7 separate regions of the Mus musculus genome follow, and all the other regions are linked to region 5. A link is a loop called in an ENCODE intact Hi-C map of the cell type or tissue named here. Cell type or tissue: heart. All regions are shown on one strand.

What was found. Hi-C counts contacts between places; a loop is a spot of excess contacts. Peaks named below come from ENCODE experiments on the same cell type or tissue, not always from the same donor. Only the 100,000 strongest peaks of a DNase experiment are listed, where the experiment ranks them.
Region 1: a loop joins it to region 5, with 3 times the contacts of the local background. A loop is called at or near these places in 10 of 42 quality-filtered maps.
Region 2: it touches region 5 in a loop (2.3-fold over the local background); 7 of 42 quality-filtered maps call a loop at or near these places.
Region 3: a loop joins it to region 5, with 1.9 times the contacts of the local background. A loop is called at or near these places in 5 of 42 quality-filtered maps.
Region 4: a loop joins it to region 5, with 2.5 times the contacts of the local background. A loop is called at or near these places in 5 of 42 quality-filtered maps.
Region 6: it touches region 5 in a loop (2.4-fold over the local background); 2 of 42 quality-filtered maps call a loop at or near these places.
Region 7: a loop joins it to region 5, with 2.1 times the contacts of the local background. A loop is called at or near these places in 3 of 42 quality-filtered maps.

The regions. Positions count from the first base shown.
Region 1 is chr4:95,866,418-95,870,417 of GRCm38, reverse strand. All of the region lies in intron 14 of Fggy (FGGY carbohydrate kinase domain containing), which reads right to left. Among named protein-coding and RNA genes, the nearest start is that of Hook1, 99 kb to the left of the region's middle. In heart, a CTCF peak has its summit at 1,824; no DNase peak of the experiment used is centred here.
Region 2 is chr4:95,555,713-95,559,712 of GRCm38, reverse strand. It overlaps Fggy (FGGY carbohydrate kinase domain containing), which reads right to left and starts at 2,206. Exons shown (of 16, transcript NM_001113412.1): 1 at 2,122-2,206. It overlaps Gm40206 (a long non-coding RNA gene), which reads left to right and starts at 2,347. Exons shown (of 2, transcript XR_867942.1): 1 at 2,347-2,894. In heart, a CTCF peak has its summit at 2,190; DNase peaks (open chromatin) are centred at 972 and 2,262; H3K4me3 peaks cover 1,464 bases; H3K27ac peaks cover 1,885 bases.
Region 3 is chr4:95,274,223-95,278,222 of GRCm38, reverse strand. No RefSeq gene overlaps it. Among named protein-coding and RNA genes, the nearest start is that of Gm32240, 68 kb to the right of the region's middle. In heart, no CTCF peak of the experiment used is centred here; a DNase peak (open chromatin) is centred at 1,802.
Region 4 is chr4:95,281,809-95,285,808 of GRCm38, reverse strand. No RefSeq gene overlaps it. Among named protein-coding and RNA genes, the nearest start is that of Gm32240, 76 kb to the right of the region's middle. In heart, no CTCF peak of the experiment used is centred here; a DNase peak (open chromatin) is centred at 1,918; H3K27ac peaks cover 260 bases.
Region 5 is chr4:95,159,415-95,163,414 of GRCm38, reverse strand. It overlaps Junos (a long non-coding RNA gene), which reads right to left. Exons shown (of 5, transcript XR_867920.3): 4 at 1,960-2,224. Among named protein-coding and RNA genes, the nearest start is that of Gm12708, 32 kb to the left of the region's middle. In heart, CTCF peaks have their summits at 1,783 and 2,350; DNase peaks (open chromatin) are centred at 714 and 1,974; H3K4me3 peaks cover 1,409 bases; H3K27ac peaks cover 4,000 bases.
Region 6 is chr4:95,727,047-95,731,046 of GRCm38, reverse strand. All of the region lies in intron 6 of Fggy (FGGY carbohydrate kinase domain containing), which reads right to left. Among named protein-coding and RNA genes, the nearest start is that of Fggy, 170 kb to the right of the region's middle. In heart, a CTCF peak has its summit at 1,540 (motif pointing right); no DNase peak of the experiment used is centred here.
Region 7 is chr4:95,635,475-95,639,474 of GRCm38, reverse strand. All of the region lies in intron 5 of Fggy (FGGY carbohydrate kinase domain containing), which reads right to left. Among named protein-coding and RNA genes, the nearest start is that of Fggy, 80 kb to the right of the region's middle. In heart, a CTCF peak has its summit at 2,446; a DNase peak (open chromatin) is centred at 2,434; H3K27ac peaks cover 406 bases.

The sequences.
Region 1 (4,000 bases), 710 kb before region 5:
GTAAACAAGGATAGGGACTGTAAGGAGGGATTGCTCTTAATGGCCAGGGAGACAGACAGAGAGAGAGAGAGAGAGAGAGAGAGAGAGAGAGAGAGAGAGAGAGAGAGAGAGAGAGAGAGAAAGACACCTCTAGTCAAAGTGGTTTATCTGCTTGTTTGTTTGTTGATAGTCTCCCTCCTGCACATTTTCTTTTTTGAGACAAGAACTCATTTTGTAGCCCAGGCTAGCCTCAAACTCCATCTGTATCCAAGGCTGACCTTGATTCATGCTGATCCTTCAGGCAAGGCCTCCTGCATGTTACCACACCTAGCGCTGCTGAGTGTTTTTATAGGGGGAAAAAAAAAGGGCTATCTCTGGCCTGCAGAACCCGCTTGGTCAGTTGGCATATTCTGCTGCCCTCTGTGAGTTTGCTTAGTAAGTCTTATATTGGAAGAAGACATTTGAGTGATCTGAATGTCACACATGGTCATATTCTGCTGCTTCAGAACAACCCAGGCAAACATGTAATCATGCCACCGCACTGTTTAGGAGACCATGTTTAAACCAGATAGGTACAGAAAACTGTCAACAATTCAAAACAATTTTTTTTTAAAAAGGACAAGTTTTAAAGTGAAGGTCTTAGTTTATCCTGTCCCTCAAAGAACTGCCTCAGACGCTCACCTGGGCATTTTGGAGTTGGGCTAGAAACAAGGCTACCCAAGGCAACACCTCACCTTTCAGACCTGTAACCTCAAACTTCCCCAAGGCTGAACGGAGGCTCGGAGCAGCAGCTAAAGAGAAATTGGGGTCCCGGTGGAAAGCACAGCATGAAATTCTATTCGTTGTCTGTGTTAGTCATATATGAGACTAGAAGGGGAGTCTGAATTCTCAGGTCCCAGGTCCCACTGCTGCTGAGTTTTACCACCAGGCCATTTGTCTCTGCCACTAGAAAGAAGTGGCTCTAATGAGAAGCTCAGTAACATCTTCATTTGTGACAGTCATAATGGGGGCACACAGAAGATCAGAAGGAGGAAGGAATTCCAACACATACTACAACATAGATGGATCTGGAACACATTGTTATGCTAGAAAGAAGCCAGTCACCCAAAGGCAAATGCTATTTAATGCTGCTTATACAATGTGGTTAGAGCTGTTGAAATTAGGTATATGCTGGTCAGGAGCTGTGGGAGCGGCTATGGAAGGGGCTATGCAGAATTACTGTTTCATGGGTCCAGAGTTTAGGCCCACGTGTTGAAAAGAGTTCTGGAAACTGATGGTGCTGACAGTCGCACAGGATTGTGACTGAGCCCCACTCCGTGAAACAGGAACACTCAGAAAGGGGTAAAGGGTTAAAATGCTGAATGATAGACCATATCCATTTTACCCCAACTAAATAGGAAAAAAAGAGCACAACTCAGACCACCTCCCACAGTGGTTATCTGTATTATTTTCTTCCGCATACAATGTAAAGCACAGCCTTCAATGTCTTTATATTTTTCAAAGTATAAGGGCTTCTAAAGTCCTCCCAGGGTATTTCCGTGGAAAGTAAAAAGTCAGGAAGAAACAGTCAGTTATATAAAGTTTTATATCTGCATGTCTTATATGATTTCTTATATCATATATGGCTTGCTGACCATTGACTTTTTGCCTTAGCTGGTCTCAGCTTGCTGTCTGTAAAGCTCTCTGGAAGGAACCTTCCAGTCCTAACTGGTAACTGTTTTCCAAATACTAATACGAGGTACTCTCTCACGAATTAGCTCATCTGTACTAAGCATTCTTCAGAATGTTTTGGAGCGCTTGGCTATTTCTAAAAACCTGCAGTCAGTACACGTGGAAGATGTCATGGTGGGGTGAGCAGACAGGAGGCACTCAAGTATAGGGGCCCTTGAAAGAGCACTGAGGTGGGGTTAGATGCTCTAAGGATCAGGCCTGGGCTCTGCCACCTGCTTGCCATGTGAATCAGGAAGGAAGGAAGCATTTATTAGGGCTTTCTATGCGAGGAGGTACTTTCACACATATTATCTCATTATTTCACATAACTTTCATAATTTATATACCATTTTCACAATCGTTTCCATACCTAGCTATTGCTTGAATTCATGAGTAAGGGGCTATCTTTCAAAATTCTGCCTAAAACTCCCCTTTCTTGAAAACATGGTTTCATTTGGGGCAGAAATTCTCATAAAAACTCAAGTTTGATTCCAGCTATTTATATTTTTCTATTATACATTGAAGAAAAAATAATCAGGAAAGAAACGACTAGCAAAGAATAAGGTTCTCTGCCCAGCACTATGAAGCACCCTGAGAGCCACATGTGCTTTGCTCACATTCCAGCAATGTCAGTTCTTCCTATTTTACCACCTTCTCTGATGCTCAATGACAGTGCATAGAGTTTAGTAACTGACCCAGGCTGGATCCATCAGCTTTCAAAGCCATGTGCTGGTTACCATTTTCTACCCATCTAGTTTGTGTTTGGGCATAGACTATACAACTATTTACATAGTACTCGCCAAATGTTCAAATCTCATGGATAATAAAACTTCACAATGACTTATGCATATACATATATATGTATATATATGCATATATGGCTAAATAAAGACAAATCAGCAAAGCTATACAGGATTATCCATATCAAGCATGACTGTTTAGAATAACCAAGTATTTAAGAAAAAAAAAAAACGAGTTCAAGGAAGAATACCTAAAGTGGTTGTAATGGCAAATGCCTTTAATCCTAGTACCCAGGAGTCAGTGGCCAGCAGAAATCTGTGAATTCAAGATTACCCTGATCTACAGAGTAGGTTCCAGAATAGCCAGGGCTACACATGGAAATCTAGTTTTAAAAAGAAGAGGAGGAAAAGAACGAGAGGAGGAGGAGGTGGAGCAAGAGGAGGAGGAAGAGTAGGAGGAGGAAAAGAAGGAAGAAGGAAGAAGGAGGAGGAAGAGAGGAGGAGGAGGGAGAAGAGGAAGAAGAGGAGGAGGAGGAAGAGGTGGAGGAGGAAGAAGAATTATTTCTAACATCATCTTGCTTTCTACCTTTCTTAGCTTGTTGAAACTGCATGGACCTACCATGTTCCTGGTAGGCCATGGCATGGTCGGAAGCAGCTTTGCAACCTTGCAGATCTGAGTGCAGCCCTGGTTTTGTAATATTTACTGGTGGTAGCTTCTGGAACGGCACTTAACTATTTTAAACCTCAACTTCTCCTTTGTAAACTGAGAGTTCTATTTACTGTTAAAAGAAGATTAAGTGCATTAGACTCATAAAATGCCTTACCCAGTGCCTTCCTGGCCCGAACTGTGGACTCTCAGTGGTCTTCACCACCACACTTTACCACTGCCATTGAATCTGCCTGAGAAGGTTCCAATAAGGCCACAAAAGAGCAAGTGGGTCATAAACTACACACCAAATGGCTGTGACTATCTCTTTGTGTCTCAGTTTAGAACCAGGTGCTTCTGGATTATTCCTCTGGCCCAGTAAATGGAGCAAGAAAGCCCTTTGAATATGGTTCTCCATGCTCTCTTTCTATACTGAATTTACCTTGCAACATCTCTCTCTTTCCAGAATGCTCACAAGAACTCTGAGAGACAGTGATTCTACCAGCCTTACCTGTTACTGTTTCTCTACCATCTAACACATTAGTTACTGCCAAGACAGACTCCTTGTTCTTTTCATTAAATAGACACAGGACTAGTAGAAATCTTCCAGTTCTTTTTATGGTACCTCTTGTCACCTTTGAGGACCTTAACTGCTGGCTTACACAGCATCTACCACTCTTTTGTCCTTAGAAAAGACTAGCAAAATGCCAATTCTTTGGTTAAGTAAAATCGGGCACCATTACATCTGTATGACACCCAATCCAGGAGGTTCAGAAGCGTATTTATATATTAACATCTCGATGGACTTGCACTATGAAGATATTTAGTTAATTTAACTTGAGCATTTTCCATCACATAGTTAATTTGAGTACTGTCCAGGCCAGTGCTTCCCAGTGTTGTCTTTTAACATGTCAGAGCGCAGTGT
Region 2 (4,000 bases), 400 kb before region 5:
TAAAAACAATTATGAAACAATTATGAAAACTATCATGTAAGAATTACATTCACAATGTTCAGTCCATTTGTGTTTGGCAACAATTAGATCTAACTCTATTATCTATCCTGTCTTGGTGAGTCCAGAGTTCCATACTATTATTTTCCATCCTAACTTCTACTACAAACCTAAAAACATCTTAGACCTAAAGTCATCTCCCTGCTGTCCATGATGTGAGTTGTTCCTACCATAGTGAACTGAAATCGTGAGCCAAAATGACTTCTCCTGCCTTAAGTTATTTTCTCATGGGTTTCTCATAGCAACAGGAAGTGTAAGGAGGCTTTTAGATCAAATGGCTTTGTCGCTGGCATTCCTCACATACAGCTTCAGGCCCAGATGACTTTGCTAGTGAGTTCTACTAACCACTAGAGAGAAAATGTGTGTGTGTGTGTGTGTGTGTGTGTGTGTGTGTGTGTGTGTGCATGCGCATGCGTGCACACGCGTAAAAATACTCCCTAACTGATTCTTTAAGGCCAATATTAGTCAGAAAATATAACTCAGAAAATACAAGAAAGGAAAATTACAAATCAAAACCCATTATCATCAATGATGCTGGAATGCTTAAAATCTCAGCAAATGGAATCTAAAATATACAGTTAATTGTATGTCAGTCACTACTACATGGGGCTGCTACTAACTACCCTGGCTGAGAACACCTCTCTGCCTGCGATCATCTCAAGAGTTAAATGATCTCTATGGCACAATCCAGACAAAGAACTATGTCAGACTCCCCTTCTGGCTGGGAGTTTAAAGACGGGGCTTTCCCCAACCTGGTGTTGTTGTTGTTGTTGTTGTTGTTGTTGTCGTCGTCGTCCTTAAAAAGGCTAATAATTGGCTGTAGTTTTTAGATAAAGGTTATAGAAAAAGAACTAAATTCCAGAAGACAAAGCCCAGCAAAATTCATGAGAGCCTGGATAAGAACCTGGCACCCTTCCCAGAAACACAGTGCTCCACCAACTGGGTTATTCCCTCCTCCTTACTTGCAAACTTTGACTTCCTAATCCTAAGCCACCCCCCCCCCTCAAAAAAAATCATCCATAGGCCCTCCTCATCCCCTATTTTCCACCCCAGACCCCATCAGTCAGGAGCAGTCCTCTGGGGCTCTTATTCATACAGCCAGGGCAGAAGCCTTTAAGTCAAGACCAAGCATGACAGCTGCATTAGAAGGAGACTCCAGAAGACAGACTAGCAGCACCCCCAGCTAGCAACAGAAAAGAGAAACATCAGGACTCACATAGCTCACAGTAAAGACGGGAAACCCTTTAAAAAGGACAAGAAAATGAAACAAAAGACAAATCTACAAATCCAGCCACAAACTCAGACTTTAATTCTTCCTTATGGATTTGCTCCCTAAAAGCACAATCCAATGGGACCTTTTGAATTGACACACACACACTTGATCAAAAAAGAGTCAAACTTGGCCACAGTTTGCCCTTTAACTAGGAGAAGAAATTCGAGCTAAAATGTAAGCAGTGCTCCAGTGAATGGACCAGTGACAGAGGAGTTCCCCCACAGTGTGTGTCTCCATCCTGAAATGGTCATGAAGTTCATAAACATGGAAAGATCCCCCTATACCCTTCCTGGCCTGCAGCCCTGTAACAAGACAGATGGCATTATCCCATTTAAACTGAAGTACGCACCAAACACTATCTCCAGATGCTCAGCTTCTATAGCCTTAAACAGCACCAGCCTTGAAACGCTTTTACATTGCCAAACTTGAAATCAACGACTTAAAATGTTTAGAGAATTGTCCCCAAATTGGGGTGCGGGGCGGGGGTGCATTGCAAAATTCTCTTTTCTGGGAGAAAGAAAAAACACTTTATTTAATTAACTGTACACTACTCAGAGAGATAGGGCCTTAGGCCCCAGACATCTGTAGGGCAGTCATTGGGATGCAGTAAAGGCCTCTCCCTTGGGCAAGACACCTCACCCAGAATACACAAGAAACTGAAAGGCCAACCAGTGGCCTGGCTGTGAGACCCAAAGGTGAAGGAGGGAAACATTTAGCAGGCTAGAGAAGCTTTTGGGGGGAGCTGGCTAAGAGCCTGCGTGCCTGCAAGAACCCCTGGGAGGGTCACTTACTTGTCCAATATGAAATCACATTCTAGCTAGCAGGCCAGCAGGCCACCATGCACAGCCGCACCGCACCCAGCAGGGCGGTCCAAACAAGCTGTGACTCCGCCCGCTTCAGTCCAGCCCCTCCAGCAACCCTTGTAAGGAGCAACCTGATTGGTCCTTTGAAACGGGCACCGTGAATGGCCAGTACTTGTGAGCCCTGCTCCTCCCCACTGTACTGTAAGTCTTGGGTTTGCATTTCAAAATCCTTTCGCTGCCTGGATTTTAAAGATGCCCAGGCAACAGAGACGGCTCAATCTAAGCAATCCCCTCTGAGCGCCAGCTAACCTAGCCAACCTACAGTATGTGGTGGATATTTCCTGTTAAATCGCCCTCGGCTGAGCACCAGGATTGCTATGGGCTTCAATTCCTTGAACCCTTTATACCTGGTGCTTTTCAGGAACTCTCACACTTTATGCTGTGGTCGAGGCTTTGAGGTAGAGACGACACCGTAAATCTAAAAGATAGATGACCCCTGCCTTTGAGAAGTTGACATACCAGTAAGCTACATGGACTCTCGGTACCCTCATCGCTAGATACTGAGAGTCCAAAACCGGTTTGGCTTTTTTTTTTTCTTTTTTTTCTTTTTTCTTTTCCTGGGGACTATTCCAAGGTTGCGAAAACCAACCCTTCTCGATAACAGAGACTTCCTTAGTCAGACCTAGTGTGTTTATTATGTTAAGACTAGTATCCACATGACCTGAGAGTAAACGAGTGATCGATCTCTCTCCGTCATCCAGGTAAGAACTCGGTGAGGCTGAGGCCACAGGATTAGTCCTGCACTCTCCTGGAGGTCTTGGTTTGGATTTATTTTCCTCTACACAAGCAGTGTTCAACCTTCTTTGGTGACCTATATCAGATATTTACATTATGATTCATAACAATAGCAAAAGTAGATATGTGAAGTAACAAAAAATATAATTTTATGGTTGGGTCACAACAACCTGAGGAACTATTATAAAGGGTCTCAGCATCCGGACAGTTAAGAACCTAACTGTTAAGATCTACACTATGATTGCATTTCCAGCTATTCAAAAAATTGTCTGCACAGTCTCAGATCTGTTACTTAGTCATGTGGACCAAGCATACAACGGGAATTATAATATTAAGACCTGGTTGTCTTTCTTTCCGGAGCACTATGAAGAACAAATTAAGTACCAGACATGTATATGTTTTGCAAAAGTTTGGATGCTTAATACACATGCTACATTGGCTCAGCTCTTCCTTAATGTATCCCAGAAATGCAACGCGCCTGTTGCCTCACAGTCTATGGCTTGGGTGGGAACCTGAAAGGTCTCCTCGTTGCTAAACATAAACTAGTGTGTTGGCCTTTGTGGATAGCTGTTTCTCGTCTTTGCTGTATTTGAGTTTTTATTTGAGTCCTCTTAAATAGCATATGACCAGTAGCAAAAATAGTGTTGTGGCTGGGCCTCCAGCAGCCATTTTAAACAATAAAAGGACCTTGGGATAAAAGGCACACAGAGGAAAGAAACACGGTGAAAGAAAGTGAGTCCCTAATGCTGTGTACACCAGACCAGGCTGAGTCCAAAAGACCCCACAGCTCAACTAGCACTAGAAATCAGGTGACTGACCTCTACTACAGAACCATCTGAAACTACATCACAGAAATGTTGTGCAAACGGTCGGATGCTTAATACCTATTATGCATTGCCCCAGCTCTTCCTTAACCTATCCCAGAACGGAATGTGTCTGCTGCCTCAGGGACTATGGGAAATGTACATTTTCAGGCTACAATTTATGGAAAGAAATAACAAATCTTGAGTACTTTATAAAATACTAGCTGACACAATGTGGCTGAAAAACAGAAGAGGAAATGGCTCCATGC
Region 3 (4,000 bases), 110 kb before region 5:
ACCGGCTCAGTACGATTAAACACCATTTTGTACCCTCGTAAGACAGGAAGCTGTGGTTCATTGCTTGCAGCACAAACCTGATGAGTCGGGGACGGTAGGACTCAGGTAAACGTCCACTTTCTATTAGCCACTAAATTCTGTTGTTTCAATAGCCAAAGCCAAAGCCCTGTCTACAGAACTTAAGTGGTTTGGAAACATGGAAAGTGACATGTCACTCAAGTGAATTAAGAGGTGAGTAACCACAATAACAAATTATTCACTGCTAGTTACCGATTACTGGACCACCAATTCCCCATGCCAAGCCCTTTACATATGCTAATTCAATGTGGTGAGAAGGAAGGTGGCAACTCCATTTCAGAGTTTAGAGAACTGAATTAGGGAGGGGCAAGTGTGTGGAAAGGTCACCTCACCCCCCAGAAAAGGAAAGCTATCTTGCTATTAAAGGTCAGTTTTTATATGTCGGGGTCTGTGGTCTCTACAGATGATAGAGAATATATTTGTGGTTTTAAAACTTAAAATGACTAGATTTTGTACTAAATCAGATGCCATCCAAACAGATTTCTACGTTTCTTGTGAATGAAACAAACTTAAATCATCTATATGTTTGTATGTGTGGTTTCTGCATTGTTCATGGAAGTATGTGCACTTGTACATGCATGTGTTTGTGTCAGTATAAAATCCAGAACCTTCCATGATTGTTCTTGAACTACTTATTGAAGATAGTGTGTCTCACTGAACCTAGAGCTCACAGATTTGGGTGTGAAGGCTAGGAGTATACTTGTCTCCACGTGCCCCTCACCACCTCCTCCAATCCTCCATGGTGAAGTTACAGATAGACGTTGTTCCCACCTTTTCTTTGGAGGGGGGATTCTGGGGAAGATGTCCTCATGTTTCACAGCAGCCACTTCACTGTTTGAGCCATGACCCCAGCCTCATGTCTCTATCTTTTGACTCCTGCGTCACCCTATGATGTGAGCAACAGGGATCCCTATTGAACAGCATTGGTCAGCCACACCAGCAGTCGGTACTAGGGGTTGGTGAAAGCCTGGCTATAACTTGTCCCCACTGCATAGCTGCCAGAATTTATCATTCCTTTTCAATAGTCATGTAGTGACTACTGCCCTTTTTTAAGAATAAAATAAGTCTTTATTTATATACATATTCTTATAGTAAAGGGGGAAGCCTTAACTTGCAGGAAAACTCTTGGGCAGTATGTACAACATTCCTTTTATTTCCATGGAATGGAATCAAACACTGACTGAGACCACAAAGTATATACTAGAAATCAGCAAATGCCGGCAACAGAGTAGGAAAATGACAAAGAAATGAAGACTACTGCCTTTTATTGAGCATCTATACATTAAACATTTATTAGCTTTATTTCCAGATGAAGAAATTCTAACTCAGAGGGGAAGTATTTACCCAGAGAGAGCTATAGAAGTGTGGGGACCAACATTTGATGATTTCATGTGTCTATAAGAGTTGTGTGCCTCATCCTTAGTTATGTTGTCTGCGTCTTCCCTCACTGTGTATCTTAGTTTTCCATTTATGTTATGACAAATGACTACACACGCAGACGTTTCCAATACCACACATTTCATTACTCTTTAATAGAGTCCAACTCACCTAAACCAGTGTGGGTGACTGAACTGGAAGCCGTGGCAGCTGCAGAAGTCACAGGAGACCCACGTCCAGCCCCTTCCCAGCATCTCTTACTCATGTTGTTCCTTCATCTCCCATCAGCTGTACCATCAGCTGCTATTGTCTTCCCTCCAAGTGTGCTTCCTGCTTCCTCTAACACGGGCTGCCAGCCACATGTTGCTTTCTCTTCTGTCTGGGCTGAGTGTCCCTCTGGCTCTGTCTGAGGAGAACAATGGGATTGTGTTTGGGTACATCTGGGTAACCCAAGATAATGTTCCCAACTTAGGAGCCAACATTTAATCACATCTTCCTCCCTGTTATGTGATAGCTATAGGTTTCAGAGTTCAGGGCCCAATCAATTTGGGGGATACTTTTTAGTCATCCAAACTTTCTTTCCTCCTGAAAATGGCTTGTCAGATTACTTTACCAAGAGTGGAAATAAGGCTCTGTTTGGCTAGCCACTCTCTTCACTTGTTTCCTTGGTGACTGAAAACGCTACCTCCACCTGTTTCTTCCTTATTATCCAACCTTCTGAATCAGTGGTCTCATTAGTGTTTGATCCTTGGTAATCCTTCCCTCTAGTGCCTAGTTCAAGGCACCATGGATTAGACTCAGGAGAATGGAAGTACTTCCTACAGGGATCTAGCAACAGAACTTTGCAGTGTCCCATGTATATATATATGGGAAGTCACCTCGTGATGCCAAGGGTCAGCCGTTTAGCAGGAAGCTATAAAGGACACCTAAAATTCAGAAGAGAAAGGAGCACATCCCTATCCAGTTTTGAGCACAAGGTAGACTAATGAAAAGCCAAAGGCAGCTACTACATCTGAGCAGCTTCTATAGATTATACCATGTGACACTCTTTCATGTACTCCTCACTTCTATAGGTTATTCTATGTGACACTCTTTCATGTACTCCTCACGTCAGCCCAGGGTGGTGCATATTATGTTTACAAATGAGGAAACTGAGGCTCAACCAGCACAGTCTTGTCTAACCTCTAATCACCTAACTAGAATTGGGTCAGCTTCTACACGACACCCTTGACCTACAACCTTGGCCTTGGGCTCAGTAAAGTAAAAGGAACATGAGTGCAGTGCCCCATGGATACAAATAAGAGGTGTCCACATTGTAATGAGAAGAATACCAGAAACCACATGATGTGAGTCCCCAGATTAGCAGGAGAGGTCTGAGTGTATCAGATTTGACAATATATTTTTGAAGGTGCTCACTCAAGACTTTTAAAAAGCATTTGAAACTAAATATCAAAAATAACCAACTGTGTGGTAAAGGGGTAGATTTACTTTCCCAGCACTTGATGTGACAACTGGCCCTAGTAACGACAAAAGTTCCCCCACCGACTTACCGATATTAATCTTTAGGATCTGCAGACATGTAAAGTAGATACAATTTGTCATATTCTTTTCAAACAGCTGCTCCATTGTCCATCACAGGTTACTTGCTCAGCATCACCAAGTGACTGGTTTAGATTAATGACAACCATTGTCAGACATGTACTGCTATAATGTACAAACCATTTTTAACATTCCTTATTTTTCATTGTCCTTGAAAAATGCTATGTTGAAATAATAGTAATGTCTCCAGAGATTTGCTGTATGTTTTTTGTTTTGGTTTTTTTGTTGTTTCTTTTTTGTTTGTTTATGTTTATTTTTGAGACAGTATGTATCTCTGGCTGTCCTGGCACTCACTTCAGAGACTAGACTGTCTTTAAACTCACAGAGATCTACCCACCTACCTCCTGAGTGTTAGGATTAAAGGTGAGAGCAACCATGCCCAATATGGTATGTCTACATGTGTGCATGCATGTGAACATGTTCTATTGGTGCTGTATAGTTATGCCTACATGTGTGTGTGTGGGGGGGGGGGTCGCATGTTGTATTAGTCAGGGTTCTCTAGTGGTACAGAACTGATAGAACTAATTTATATCTATATCTATATCATCTATATCTATATCATCTGTATCTATCTATATCCTCTTTCTCTTCCTTTCTCTCTCTTTCCCTGTCTCTGGACCAGCAAGTCCAGCAGTGACTATCTACCATCAAAAAAGCAAAGAATCGTATGATTGTCCCACTAATGTCTCAGTTGGTCTTAAGTCTATGTTGGAGTCTTGAAGAAGAAGGTAGCAAAGGCATACCTCAGAAACAAGATAAACTTGCCAGCAAGAGTGAGGGCAAGGAGCAAGAAACAAAAGTTTCCTTCTTCAATATCCTGGTGCTGTCACCAGGTGTGGTTCATATTTAGGGTAGGTCTTCAAACCTCACTGTTGCAGGATATTTGGTAACACCATGAAACCCAAGATTGTGTTATTTACTGAAAAAAAACTGTTTCTAGTTTTCA
Region 4 (4,000 bases), 120 kb before region 5:
TATCCATACCATCCATACTCTAGTATCGTCTCCTTCACATGTATTCACCCACTGCTCTCTTATTCATTCACTCTTTCCTTAATATCTATATCCATCTATCCAAATTCCTGTCTGTATCCAAAATTGGCAAGTAGCATTCGTTTTCTGTAATCTGGAGTACAAGTTCCCCCACCTCCACCCCAGAAGTCTTGGGCACTCCAGTAGCCAAAGATCCAGCAAAGGTGATATAAGACTGTATTGGGAAATAAGACTGTACTTAACAAGATCCATTTCAGAACTGGTTGTTTGGCGTCCATAGCCAACAGGTGCCTCCTGTGATTGACACAAAGCCGATGACCAATGTGAGCCTCTCTTGCGCTGTGGCACTAGTGGTACAGTGAGCTTGGCCCACTGCCTTGTGTTATACACTCCGAAGGAGAGCAAAGAAGGACACATGGAGGCAAAAGCAGGAAAAGCTCTGGCCACAAGAGGTGCACAGGCTGAGGACTGTTCATTTCTTGGTCGAGGGAGTCGTCTAAGCTCAAGGGCTATTCTGAAAAATATATTGAAAAAACATTTTTTCACACAATATATTTGGATCATGCTTTTCCCTATCTCCCCCAACTTCTCTCTTCTCTCTTCTCTCTTCTCTCTTCTCTCTCTCTCTCTCTCTCTCTCTCTCTCTCTCTCTCTCTCTCTCTCTCTCTTGCTCTCACTCTTGCCCTCGCTCTCTCTCTGTCAAAAAAATGCTGCTCCCAAATGGAAATCATAACTTACAACCAAAAGATCAATATGACAAAAATTTCCCAAACAAAGAAACATGAAACAAAAAAAAGTCTTCAAAACTACCATTAATTTAATTTTGTGTGAGCCATCTAGTGCTTGGCATGGGGCCAAGGCATGTGTCATTAATGTTACAAGTGAAGCGCCATTGGACAAAACTTACCCTGTGTCCATGGGTATCACTTGCCAATAGCTTCTTGGTTAGGGGTGGGGGCTCATGTCCACTTCTCTCCCAGTGCTGGGGCCCCCTCTAGCAGTCTCAATAGTTTAAAGAGTCAACAAGATAATTACATAAGAAAACAGAAGGAAGAGCATCCAAACTAAGTTACTGGAAGAAATTGTAATGAAAAGACCACATGCCTAGGTGCAAAGGGAACCCTGGAGCTTCCACCAGCAGAAATCCATTACATATCTCTGTCTTCACAAGGGAAGAGAGGGAACCGCTCCATAACTCAGAGATAGTATTTGTAAGGAAGGGTCAACTGATCATAGGTTGCCCTGCTAGAGTGCTCTTTTGCATTATACCCCTACATCTCCTCCTGCTGCTGGCCTTAGGCTAAGCTCCTGGAAGTTGAAAGGGAAGTGCTTTTGCTCATTGCCATTCCCCCTGCAGGACATCTGTCTGGGTACAGGTGAATACAGAGGCCTGGGTGTAACCTGGACTGGCATGGAAGGTTATCAACACAATAGTTATGACTTAATTGATAACAATTGTACCAGTAGGCATGACTGTAAGAGATAAGTGTCACGGTACTTGGTATATACCGGCTTCAAAAACACTTGCAGGATCACAGATATGAAACACTATCAGTAAGTAAGAGTATAAACTCAATCAGATGTTTACAAATGCAGCATTTATTTGTTCACCTCACCCCAAATGGTAACTGCTGATTTAGATCTTAAATCAGTAGTAAAACAGGGAAGTGACTGAAGTGTGGGCTGGGACAACAGCCATGTATTATCATCAAGGTCAAGCAAACACCTTCCACTTAAAAGATGTTAAAGTATAACCCAGGAGAAGAGAGAGAGAAACAAGGGAGGAAAGGGGGGTTGGGAAGCCAATGGCACATAGAATAGAGGCCAAATGTCTAATTATAGCTGACAAGGCCCTCATGATCTGGGCCTCTTTCCCTATGCCCCCCATGGGGCACTGTGTCCCAGCCAAAGTCAACTTTGTTTAGTTCTCGAAATAGCCCTCAGGTCCTTGCCCCAGCTGCTGCTTCGGCCTGGAACACTCTACCCCATTTTCTATTTACCCATCTCAACTCCTGCTTATCTAACAGGCAGGTCTTGGTGAGGGCCTTTCTTTTGGTGTTCCATCTCTCCCTCTCTCTAACAGGTATTCCTTTGGAGGTCTGGCATAGCAGACTCTGTGAGAGCCGACACCACGCCTGTGGACTTCTGTGAAGAAACTGTTCCTCCACATCTTCGTGTAGGCTGTTTTTTCCAGTGTGTTGGCATGACATCCTCGGTTTATCTGATAGCTACCTTCTTACTCTGTACCCTGGCACCCAGGATATGTATCTGCCTGTTATATCATAGGCTTTGCAAGACAAAAGTATGTCTGTCTGTGTGGGTACAGATTCCCATGCTGCAATAACAAATTACCATTACTCCCAGGTTTAAAGTGACACAAGTTTACCATCTTGTGGTTATGTAGGTATATGTTTAACAGAAGTTCGCTGGGCTAAAATTAAGGTATGTGGGAGGCTCTTGGGAAAAAACTATTTGCTTGCCTTTTCACCTATAAGTTGTTACCCATAGCCTGTAGCTAACAGCCTCTTCCTTCATCTGCAAAGCCATCCAAGGCTGGTAGCAGTTGCCAGTTCACGTCACTCTGATGCTGATTTTTGTCTGTATCTTACATCTTTTAAAGATTCTGATTATATTTTCACACCTAGATAAGCCAGGTCAATAACAATAATTTTAACTCTAGCTATCACCTTAATTCCCTTTTGCTGAGAGGTTTCAAGGATTAGAACGGGGTATCTCCGGAGCCCTGTCATTCTCCCTTCCATACTGTGGATGGCCAAGTGCAGAGCATATAGGAAAGATACAATGACTTGAGTTTGTGGTTGGGAATGTGAGTGTGGGGGGCAGACAGAATTTCTAGGTATACGCTGGTGTGTAACACATAAAAATGCCAGGTAAGTGGGTGCTTCAGTGTGTGACTGTGTGTGTGACTGTGTGTGTGTGTGTGTGTGTGTGTGTATTTTGGAGTTGCATATTAGCTGATCTCATTGGTGAAATGCAGATGTATACGATGTATGTTTGGAGCTTAGAAACCACCAGAAAGGGGAATATAAACATGAAATAGGTAAGAGTTTATTTTCCTCAAAACACCGTGAAGTATTTAGTTTCTTTCCCCTGGGGACACTCTCAGGACCTGCATTTCTGTACTCTATATTCCCATGTGCCTATGGCCACACTGAAAGTGGAAACCCTGTCTTGCCTGGACCAGGTAGCTCTGAGAATGGCTTGCATACATCAGCGTACTGCTCAGACGCTAGTACCACCAGCATTGAGAATTCAATCACAGTACAGTTTCCTGTTCTAACTGTGAGAGCAAAGCTCCTGACATGGAATCCTTCTCAAATCCCTAGCCCACTTCTTACCTAATGTCACAGATCTAAGACAGAAGAGCTCCTAAGTCATAGCTAGCCTGCCCCCTTCTTCTCACAGATGAGACATTGCCTAGCAAGTGGCAGATCTGTACAGGCTACGTGACTGTCAGACCAGAATGTGACCAGGGTCCCCTAGTGCATGCGATTCAGACCTGTATAAGGTATCAGGTTACTCTTTGAGAACAGGGATTTTGTATCACGTGCTCTATAGCATCAGATTTCTTCAGGACTCTCTGGTCCCAAGTTCAGGTGCTTCTGAAAGATAAAATCCAGGATGACATTTCTGAACAGACTACTTCTGAGAGGAGTTTCTATTGAGGAATACCATCCCACTTCCCACACAGGAAGCCAGATAGGACAGCCTGAGACTCTTAAGGTATCTATATCTTCTCCCCCTTTTCTCTTGAATGTTAGCCTAATGCTCAGACCTGAACTAGAGATACTATCTTCCCAAGCAAGTGACGCTTAATGACTTGTGTTTGTGTGACGATACTCAGGGTTCTTCCAAATGTAGTTACCATGCTAGATGCCAGATAACACTGCCAAGAGATACACAGAGGTCCTTGTCTTCAGAGGATCTAAGCGTCTAGTTTCTCCCTAGGCTCTGACAGTCT
Region 5 (4,000 bases):
GGGGGGGTGAATCCCAAGAAGTAAAGAGGCAAGGCCAAGACCACATGTGAAGATTCAGGGAGGCTTGGGTTGGAACCATCCCCTCTGAGGCCTAGCCATGATTTTGGTTCTCCCGTTGGCACTGTTCCTCTTTCTGTCCCTAAGTAACACCCAAGACCTCAGGCTGTCTCATTCCCTGAGCCTTGTCAGTTGTAAGTTCAGACCACTGACTGCCCAGACATCCTGTATGGATCGCAACACTACAAGCTGACAGTGTTGCTGAAATCCACCTTCTGTATTAGGGAGGTGACAGGCAGAGAGTAAAAATCAGAGATCCCAGTCTTTCAACCAGTAAAGCTCAGAACTAAACCTGGGAGGGGGTGGTCCTAAGACTGTAGACAGCACCGGTCAGCTGTGGAGGCCTACTGAGAGGAGGCACAGTACAAACAGAGACATGGTGGTGACAACAAGTCTGTACAGCCTGGGCTGCAGGCAGCAGAAGAGGGGTGGAGGTGGTGGGGGTGGATCAGAAAGTCTCCTGGAGCAGACAGTGGCCTTCTTCTGGCATCCAGACTTGACTAGGTTTTCTCCAGGTTGAAGAGCTTGGCGAAAGGGAGGATGGGAGGCTATGCGGGGAGGATGGGAGGCTATGCAAAGGAAAGGAGGTACCTTTGCTGAGGCAAACAGGTGTGACCCTGCTGGGGTGGGGTGTGGTCACTGGAGGAGAGAGAGCTAGGTGTGTGACACTTAGGCTAACGAGGCAGGAAGATCACGAGTTCAAGTCTGGGAGTTGGGGAGATGACTCAGCAGATTAGAGCTCTTGCTGATCTCCCAGAGGACCTATGCTCTCCTCCCAGCAACCAGCATAGGGCAGCACCTAACAGCCTCTAATTCCAGTTCCTGTCTTTTGAACTCCTTGGGCAAACACACACACACACAAGCACGCACGCACGAAGTGGGGGAGGAGCAGGAGGGGGAGAAAGAGGAAACGAAATATTTGGTTTTTTTGTTTTTTTTTTTTAAGGAGTTCAAGGCTATCCCCAGCTACTTGGTGAGTTAGAGACTATTCTAGGCTATATAAGGACAAGTCTCAAAGAAAGAGAGAAAAATTAGATACTGACCCAGAGTCTGAGATGAGCCAGTGACTTCTGGAAGCTTCAGAGTCCTCACCTGTACAGTGGACATAATGCCGGCTTTCCAAGTTTCTTTATGAAATGAGACACATGCACGACTATATCCTGACTCAGTGCTACTCTTTATATTCACCTCATAAAACTCCCTCCCTCAATAAAATTTTTTAAATGAGCATATTTTTACTTATGCTCCCAGAAGCACTAAGAATCTATCTCATGATTAGTCATACGCCATAACAATACAATTAATAATAATGTTAATTACTGCTGATTGAAGGCACTAAGTGCTTAATATGTATAATCTATAGCTAATCTAACCCTCGGAGCGTATCTAAAGATAAGTATCATTACTCCCATTTTATGGGTGAGGATAATGAGACAGAGAAGTTAGGAAATGTACACAGGTCACCCGCTGGGTAGGGATAGGTCTGGCCTTTGAGAAGAAAAAAAAAAGTGCATCTACAAAAAGGTCAGAGTAGAGTGAGGAATGCCCTGAGTTTGGAGTTCATGTTGGTCTTGGCGATCTCCCTCTGTTTCTTTCTCAGAAAGAAAGCAAACATTTTAAGTGTCCACGGAGAGAGGGGCAGCCTTACAGATGAGGAAGAAGGGTCCGAGCTCAGGCTCCCCCAGCCGCCCAGGACCGTGGCTGTCCTGCGCAGGTCCCTGCGCTGCCCCTTCCCACCGTGGGTGGCTCCCAGCGGCAGGGAATCACATTATCTGTTGGGAAGGCGTCCAACACCCTCCTCCCGCCAGCCAGTGTTTGCTCAAGGCCTAGCTCTTCAGAAACTGAAACCAGCAGCCCGAGCTGCCAGCCTGAGGACGCCCGCGGGCTCTGCCCAGGCTTTACCTTCTATGGGGAGGCCCGCGGAGGGCGGAGCGAGCCGGCGCCGCTGACGTGGCCGCCCTGCCCTCGCCCCGGGCGCCCGCCTCCTCCGCGCCGGGTGTGGGAGCGCGGGGCTGGGAGAGCGAGGTGCGCGGGCGTGGGAGCGCAGGAGCAGCCGGCGTCTGGTGCGGGAGGCTGGGGTGGCGAAGCGCGGGCGGGGCAGGCGGTGGCGGCCGGAGAGCCCGGGGCGAGCAGTGGAGGGCAGGAGAGTAGGGCGTGAGTCTTAGAGCTAGGAGAGGAGAAAGAAAATAATGTCTGGTCATTATGTTTGGCGACAGGGACCGAACCTAGTACCCAAGAAGCGCTCAGGACATGTTGACAGTGGTACTGTCCTTGCCCATCCGATAGGGGGACAGTGTGCCCTATGAGTTTATGAACTTTCTTCCTTCACAGTGTTTAGGCACAGACTGAAGGAGATCAGGCGATCCGAGAGGGTGTAAAGGATGAGAATGGATAGGGACTCAAACTTGCTGTCTCCCAACACTGATGTGATGACCTCAGAAAGCTTGAGCGGGACAGTAGCTGAATTAGAATCCAGAAGGCAAACTTAGAAAAGCACTTTGTAAACCACTGACTTAAGACAAAGGTCTCTTTCACCTTCAGAGTTCCTTCAGCTACGTCCTCTTACTAGCAAAGCAAATAAACCCACAATTTGCTTCCTAAATAATTAATCAAAACCCAGAAGTCACTCAACACATTTTCAGTAAATATTCACTGGAAATGTCTAAGTACCAGTTGTGGCCAAGTGCTATGCTGGGCACTCAGGGGGTGGCAAAGGAGACGAACAAAGGCTATGTCCTCATGCATTACCCAAACTGTTGGACACAGAAATCGAACAACTCAGATACTGACATCCAACTAACCAAAGATACAGGTGTGTCTACAGTAGACAGATAATGTTTTCAGTCAAAAGTAAATAAAGGTGTCTTTCTCTTCTGTGGCCTCATAAGTAGAGAGAGAATCTTGCCTCTGTACATGAGCTAGAGAGAGAGGGGGGAGAGAGAGAAAGAGATAGAGAGAGTATTAATTCTGTTATGGATCTAGCAAGTCCAAGTTCCTGAGATTAGCAGCATAAGGCTGCGTGGAGAAAGCCTACAGGAAGAGCCCATGGCTTGCTTCCTGTTTATGTGTCCCTCCTCACAAGAAACTCCTAACAGATGGCCCCCACTCAGTTCTCAGTGAGTGAGTGTCTAAGAGGATGACCTTTGAAACCAGGTTTCAAGAGTTGACTTCAAGGCCTGTCTTAGCAGACCTCTAACCACGGGCCAAGTACTTAACCTCTGTGTGCCTATGCTCCTATTCTGTGAAGTGTTATGGATAATACCTAGTCCACAGAATTCTAGGCATTAGAGACGGTGCTTTAAGCAGGTGGCAGGGATTCGGTGTGTGCGCAGCAGTGCTTTGGTGCTCTCTGCCTAGAGAAACCTTCCTCCCCCTTTCTCTTCTGGGAGAGTGTGTATTTATAGTCCAATGTCACCTCCTTTCTGGAACCTCCCTTGCTTTATTGGCAAGGTAATTGGATGCTTTGTCTTCTATGTTCCCATCTCTTTCATAGTACCTTAGAGGACCCTTCATGCTCCAATTAGGTTGTCTAATGTGGTGTGTTTTCCTTCTTTATTCGACTACAAGTTCTTAAAGAGTGGGGACTATCTACAATTTGCCCCATCTCTAAGAAACCAGGCAGTCCCCAGAGCAGGGTGAGCTCTTGACACTCTCTTGAGTGAGTGGGTGGATGGGTGAGTGGGTGGGTGGATGGGTGAGGGGGTGGGTGGATGGGTGAGGGGGTGGGTGGATGGGTGAGGGGGTGGGTGGATGGGTGAGGGGGTGGGTGGATGGGTGAGTGGGTGGGTGAATGGGTGAGTGGGTGGGTGGAGGGTGAATGAGTGGGTGGATGGGTGAGGGGGTGGGTGGATGGGTGAGGGGGTGAGTGGGTGGGTAAGAGGGTGGGTGGATGGGTGAGGGGGTGGGTGGATGGGTGAGGGGGTGAGTGGGTGGGTAAGAGGGT
Region 6 (4,000 bases), 570 kb before region 5:
ATGTTGGATGCTGCCTAGCACAAAGAGGTCACAGAGTTCACTCTGGCTGAGCTAAAAACCTTGAGGGGTCTGTGATGTTAGTGTGTGATGAGATGTAGGTGTTTGAGGTCATGGGAGTTAGCTGCAGAAACCATGAAAGGTGTTAAAATATTCACAATAATGGAATTTAGTTTGCCAGAGTGGAAAAAATGTCTCCCTGTGGTCATGTGTGAGAGCCAAAGTTATGTTTTAAGCTTTAGTTACTGTGCCTAAGAGATTCATAAAACAAAAACGGCTCTAATCTGTAAACCCCTTGCCTCAGGACAGATACTTCCTGAAATGCTAGAGACCACTGTTTATGTTTTCATTTGTTAAACAAGTCTGACCCAGGTGCACTGGATGTGCTTGGTCACATGTAGATGAAAGATACCTAAGCAGGAAATACATCAGGATGTATGCTTGCCCCTGATTGGATGTAGGCAGGAGGTATGTAGGCAGAAAGTATGTCAGGATACATACCTTTGATTGGACCTGATGGGAAATATGAAGCTTTATGGGTCTGCCTTTATAAGCCAGCGCAAAATGTGACTTCTTGCTATTTTCTGGAAACCTTGGAAAGGTCCTGGCCAGAGTCTATCATCTTGGCCAGTTTTTAATTAAAGCTTGCTTCAAATTTGGCTCAAAATTTGTGGAATTGGTCTTTCTCACATGATTCTCAAGTTCAACACATGTTTCCATGCTAAATCTTCAGAATGAAATGTTTTAAGAATAAGTGTAGAAAGCATTCTCTTTGGAGCTATTTTAAGCACTAAATGCTGGTTTCAAAAGGAACATCAACAAAACCCTGGACTGTCAGATGACTATGACTTTCTAGAGCTTTGTAAGAAACGGCAGCCCTACAGAGTATCCCGACATCTAAGAAAAGGCAGATTCAGGAAAGAGTGGCTTTAGCTGCCATTCTGCTCCAGGTACTATGTGGGGTTTCATATTTGTTGTTTCACAGTTCTATGAAAACTACATTAAAAAAAATCAACGACAACTAATACAGACCTATGTTTCTCAGTTTTAAACTTATGTGCAAATGACTTGTTTTTCCAAACCTGCAATTCACTATTGAACAGAATATCTGTTCACTAGAAAGACAGGATTTTCAAAATAAAGGATAGTCTTTGACTCACTGTGCTTCTTTGTGTGATCCCATTTACTGATGCAGCATAGCCCAAGGAACACTTTGTCAGAGCCAGTGTGGGTGAGCAGTCTAGACTCCTGTTTGTACACTGCTGGATCACAGAAGATAACAGCCTCCTAACAATGGCTGCCTCTATGGGATGTCAAACAGCAACTCTCACAGGAAAGGGCCAGTCAGCAGGGCTGGTGGTAACCGCACAAGGCCAAACATCTGGTGATTTCAAGACATCTGGGGTTTTTCTATCATGTAGACCAAACACGATTCAGGTAATTGACCAAATTTTTCACTTTCCAACCAGATGTCTTACTTTCATAAAGAGGAAGCCAGTCTTGTACTTTCATGTGCAAATAGGCTAGACTAAATTCACCCCCAGAGGGCAGGATTAATTGCTTATACTCAATGAATACTAAATTACATATTATTTCTTTTTCCCCCAACTGTTTTACCCTTGAAAAGGCTTTCTGCTATTGTTTTGAAAAGTGTATATTTCATCTTAGAAGTGCTCTTTTTAAAGCCCTACTCCTCACATTTTTGACAGGGAGCCAGAGTGCTATTAGGAAGAGTGTGATTTCAGCAGTCAGTTTGATCTGGCTTTGGTTGCATGCCTCGACTTTCAGAGCCTCAAGCCCTCTAAACTCAGATTCTTTGTAGATAAACATCATAAAATCCATCTATAAAGACCATTATCAAGATGCAAGCACACTGTCCCTACAGTGCTTGGATGCTTCTTGTGTCTGGTACTGAGATTACAGAGACCAAAGTGCCTATGCATCCCACAGGTTCTCTATCAAGAATGCAGATAGGACTGAAGAGAGGGTGGTGAGTGTGTGTGTGTGTGTGTGTGTGTGTGTGTGTGTGTGTGTGTGTGTGTTTCCTAGTATTCTTACAGATTTTACAAAGAAATGTCCAGTTTGTAAGGGGAGGGGGTGTATCTGAAACATTTCCTTTTCCTTAACCCTTATATGGAACGTATGCTGGAATTTTCCCTTGTCAAGTTTGTTTCAAGAATTCATGTGGTTATGAATTTCCACATTTCTATTTTCTATGCCGTTGTCCTGACAACCAACCATTTTACTGGACAGATGATGAAAAGAACACAACAAGGTGTCTTTCTTCAGTCAAGTCTAGTTGGCAAAACCCAACAGCAAGGAAAGAATGTTTGAAAGATGACAGGGTTTAGGTGTGATCTCCTTAAATAGAGGACAGATGTATGGATAAGTCTAGGGGACTCAGAGCACATGGGCACAAAGAGAAGCTGCTGTTACAGAACTTACTTGAATGTAACAGCTACCATGTTTCAAAAGCCAGGCTGTAAATAAACATTGAACCTAAAGCCAAGAGCAATGGGTTTTTCTTTCTGTTTGTTTGATGTATACTAGATTTCATCAGAATTCAGAAATATCTCAACTATATGAAGAAAGAAACTATGAATATAGCTTTTTAACTTTTCCTCCAGCAATGAGAATTCTTTTGCCATGAAATGAAAGGTTCTGGAGCCCAACAGCAATTCTGCTCTGCCTCAAGTAAAGAAGGAAATGCCCAAAGGCTGATTGATGTAGGCATTGTTCTTACACTCCAAGGATGCAGATTCATGGACTAAGATTCAGAGGTTTGATTCTAGAACCTGACCTGTGCCATCAGACCATCTACCTGGAGATTAAAGAAGGGATGACGCTTTGGGTTAAGGAGTATTCTCCCTCCAATACAGAGGGAGAGCTGGCCAAGTTGTCATTTAATCAAAATATTGGAGTCAAATCTGTGAATTCATGCAATTGTAATAGAAGATTCCAGAGTCATGCTGTGACTTTACAGCACTTAAACTCTACAGCTCTCGATTACCTGGGGTGGGGGTAGCATACACATTTTGGGGAAAATGGTCAACTGATAAAAAATGCAAAGTTCAAACTTTATAAATCTAATTTCTATGTTTTAAAAGTCTTATTCTTTGGACAGAGGATCTAGAAAAGTGAACAGATTTTAGTCAAAATGATAATTAGCTCAAAGCCCCAAAAAGAGTCCCTAGTCACCATGTCCAATTACCTAGGACACAAGAAGGGGCCCCCAGAGGAAGCTCTGAGCACAGCAAGAACCAGCTCTCCACTCCTACAGGAGTTAGTGTTCCGAAAGGCTAGAGAGAAGAAGACAAAGACAGAGAGAGGGCAGGAAAAGGGAGGAGAAGGGAGCTAAGTGTCACCTTTTGGGGTTGTTTCCAGAGATGGCATTTGGGTTACACATCCTCTGGGAGGTACTCAAAGTGGGACACCCATAGTAGTAGCCCACCAAGCCCTAGCATAAACAACAGAGCTGACTTTTAAAAGATAAATATGGAGAACATGAATTTGAAGGTAGTTAAGACTTAATTATAGGAACTACAAACACAAAGAGTAAAAAAAAAAAAAAAAAAAAAAAAAAATGCTGTCTCTTTACATTTCCCCTTCCCAGAGATAAATAGTAATGAAATTTGAGAAAGTATCACATGAGACTCCTCCACAATATTAAGATATGCCTTATTCAATTCCTTGTAGCAGAGTTAGTATGTTTATACAACCGTAAAGTCTGTGTTTTAAGCTCAACAGATGTCTTTCCTCATCAATGAGTATCATATTTTCTATTAGAGAATATATCATGATGTTATGGAGATGACTTGGTCAGAAAAGTGATTGCTGGGCAATCAGAAAGACTTGAGTTTGATCACTAACATCCAGATTTAAAAAAAAAAATAACCAACAAGGAGTAAAAGTGCACACATCTGTAATCTCAGCACTTCTTAACAGAGAACAGGAGAGCCTTGGGGCTTCTTGCCAGCCAGTCCAGCTGACTGGTGAGCTCCAG
Region 7 (4,000 bases), 480 kb before region 5:
ACACGATCAAACTTGACAGCACATACCTTAACCTGCTGAACCATCTCACTGGCTCTCAAATGTAGATCTCGTGATGTCCTGGCAGTGATGACACCCTCTTGAAGGTTAATGGTAACAAGCCATGTAGGTAGCTAGCATGCCTTAAACCTGTTGTAGGAAGAGCTTTCTACACATAATCTCTGCCAAGCCCCAAACCAAGCAATGATGAACAAAGGAGAGAAGAAAGTACACAGGGGCATGATGGGAAGTCAAAACGGTTGGTGGCTTTCCACTCCAGAATCCAGACTCTGCTTATCCTGGAGCCCACTTTCTCCTTTCCACAGATGATGTCTTCACACTACTTTCTAAAGGAAATTTCGGGATTCTTAGGACTAGAATATTATATGTGGAAACTCATTAGGAAAGGGAATAGTGGATTATGAACAGAAAGTCAAGTATAAGAATGAATCATTGTTTATAATAAACAAACAAAACCACACCAATTTTGAGACCATAGGTCCCTTTTGTTAGAGATCAGAAATGCTTCTACAGAGATGCTCTGACTACAATGTGATTCTCATCAAACCTTCCCTACCAACAACTGACTGTACCACATGAGTCTACACAGTGAAATACCCTGATTTTTTTCTTTTTTTTTTATTAGATATTTTCTTTATTTACATTTTAAATGCTATTCCCTTTCCTAGTTTCCTCTCTGAAAGTCCCCTATACCCCACCACCACCTGCTCCCCAACCCACCCACTCCCACTTCCTCGCCCTGGCATTCCCCTGTACTGGGGCATATAATTTTCACAAGACCAAGGGCCTCTCCTCCTATTGATGGCCGACTAGGCCATCCTCTGCTACATATGCAGCTAGAGACAGGAGCTCTGGGGGTACTGGTTAGTTCATGTTGTTGTTCCTCCTATAGGTTGCCGACCCCTTCAGCTCCTTGGGAAGTACCCTGATGTTTAAGCTCTGCATTTGTTTCACTGAAGGCCACCTCTACCACTGCTGGACAATCCTTTAAACCTTTGCAAAGAATTTCAACAAAGGGTGAGGCTTTGAGACAATTCACTACAAGACATCAAAGAAAGTAAATAGGAGTGCAGTGTAAAAGGAACGAGAAATCCCACATTTTCTTCTCTGTAAAAAAGATGGGACACAGTAAGAGGCATGGCTGTGAAGCCATGCATGCATTCCTAGGTGGGCCCCAGCCTCTGTTCCGTAGCAGCTGTGTGAGCCAGAACATGTTCCTTGGCACACTATCAGGACCACATAGGACAAATGCACAATATCCCAGAATGTAGTTCCTTTCCCACAGGACGAGCCCTTCACTGGCTTTCTCTTCTGTCCTGCCCCTCAGCCCATCCAGTCTAGTGTAGACAGGTTTCACTCTATATCTCTAGTATGTCCTGGAATGACTCCTATCACTGTACATTATTACCTGCTACTTCACCAGACATTCCCTAGATACCCAGACAGAAAAGCACACCACTATCTTTAAAAAGCAACTCCCATTAATGAATAGAACCCTACTCATGTGGCCTTTTGCTCATCACTGGCTGGGATGCTCCTCAGAAGCTGGGGCTATGCCTTGTTCTGCTGCAGACAGTCAGAGGAGAGAGGTCTAGCTCACAGAAGACGGTTCGAACTGAAATATCAGAAGTCCATCTCTTTTCCAAAACAACACAAAGGCAAGCTTTCCCCTAAGGGATCTCTTTTCCTTTCTGTAAAACAGTACACAGACCCCACCCCCCCCCCCCGCCCCTAGCCCCTAGCCCTCCACTGAATTACAGTTAAAATAGCTTTTGTGAAGGACAGACACGGGACACAGTGGCCATTTCTCTTCATGTGTGTGCACCCAGGCAATGAAGCCATTGTAATGGGAACAATGTGTGTTTCATTGCACTTCAACAGAACACATGACACTGTGTTTTGAGCCTGGGTGGGGATAGGGGCCAAAGTAAAGAAACCAACCCTAAAGTTTTATTGCATGAAATTCTGATAAAGAAGCACTTCGAAGCCTCTTTCCCATCATCAAAAAACCCACACTGGGCAAGATCAGAGCTTAACAGCCAAAAAAAAAAAAAAAAAAAAAAAAAAAAAAAAAAAAACCACATTCAATCCCTGAGATCATTTTCCTGAAATAGAAAACTACATATGTTTCTCAAATTTCACATCAAGCCACTGCAGAGGCCAGACTGCAGGGCTAAATTGGCCCAATAAGAGAAAAAGAAAGGAGAAGGGAGAAGGGAAAAAGAGAAGGAAAGAAACCTATTCTCCCACATGGCCACGTCTCCTCAGCACAATGTAGACTTACAAGCACCCAGCCACAGAGCTCTCAGTGAGAGTTGCTTATCCTGCAGCTTTTCCTTTGTCAAATTAAGAGACACTGCCTTGGATTAAAAAGACGCCTTAAATTCAAAAATGACTTCATGGTTGGCTCAGAGCTCCGAGTCTCCAGGGCTGGCCGCCAGGAGCACATCTAGTTCAGAGCCTCCCTCCCCTCCCTACTGGAATCAACCTGACTTCCAGAGAGACTGCAGGGCAAACCCTCAAGCAGAAGGGGTTTCCATACTAATTAAAGTCCAAGCACCTCTTTGAAACTATCTCCAGCTCAGCTTATAGAAAACTGAGGTTTCCTAAGAAGCAAGGATGGGGGTTAGGGATGAGGTAAGGGTACAAACAGGTAAAGTGGCATTGGGAAGATATTACGTTTTAAACAGCAGGCTACACTCTAGATAAGAACCAGAAAGAAATCTAGGAGGATGGATGAGCTAAAGACCTTTACAGAACCCGGGGAGAAGGCCTGACTTCTGAAAGGAGTAAGAGCCAGGCAATATTCAAAGCTGAGAGTTTTCACTAATGGATGCACTGCTTGGCACATTCTAACATACAGGTTGACATTTTTTTATTCATTAACAAAAATGAAAGCCATCTTCTAAATGACTTTAGAACAAAGGAATCCCTGATAGCAGTTTCTTAATAACATTTAAATATTTTTTCAAAGGCCCTTGAGAGAGAAGGAAAAGAAACACAGCAAAAAGGAGGTATATAAATTTTTAAAAAGAAACTATACAGAAGGGGAAGAGAAAGAAGAGAAGGAAGGGTCAGAATTTCCATGTAAAGTTGAGTTCCAGAGGTCTAATTCTACAATTAAACCTTAACTACCCATTTCTAAGGGAAAGAGCCTAAGAAAAAAATCCAAAGGGGTGAATGGTGGAAGTCCTTTCACTAGATTATTACATCTGCACAAGGGTCAGGACCCATGGTATGGGGCAAGTCCTTCAAGCTCCCCTCCACCTCCCTTCTGCATCCTGTAACCCATCTTGAACACAACCACACTGTTGGAGCCTTGCTATATCATAGATTCCAGTACAAGATGCTAACACCTATAATGAGACAGGATGAATCTGAAAGCAACCAGAATAAAATAATAAAGACAAAATAATCAGAAGATCCAATTATCATCCAAGAAACAGTCCACTGGCAGAGGGGTCCACCCTGGATACAAACTAACTGAAGAGTTTACAAAGAAATCCATTCTATGGAGACCTGGTTTCAAGAAAAGGTACCCCTAATCAAGTTACAGCCCAAAGGTCATACTGACCATGCAACCTTGTCCCTTGGTTTCAACCTCAGGGTAAAATACTTCTGATTTCAGTATCATGTTCATAGTTCCAAGACTGTCAACAGAGAGTATACCATCATATCCATTTGCAAGCGAGGAACCAAATTCTGAGACTATTTCACTTTGCCAAATTAAAATAACAAATGGAAATACATTTAAGAGATGATCTGAGGCTTCAGAAAAAAGACAAAAGGTTAAGTAGAGGAAAAGCCATATGGCTTCTCAGTTAGAATTTCTGCCATGCTCTATCCACAGGATTTATGTCTAGATGTATAGAGCAGAGAACCTGGCAAAGAACCTTCTAGAACCTGAGCATTATAGACTAGTGGATCTCAACAATGGGTGCACCTCACTGGCACTGAAGTCACATGGCAACTACATCTGAAG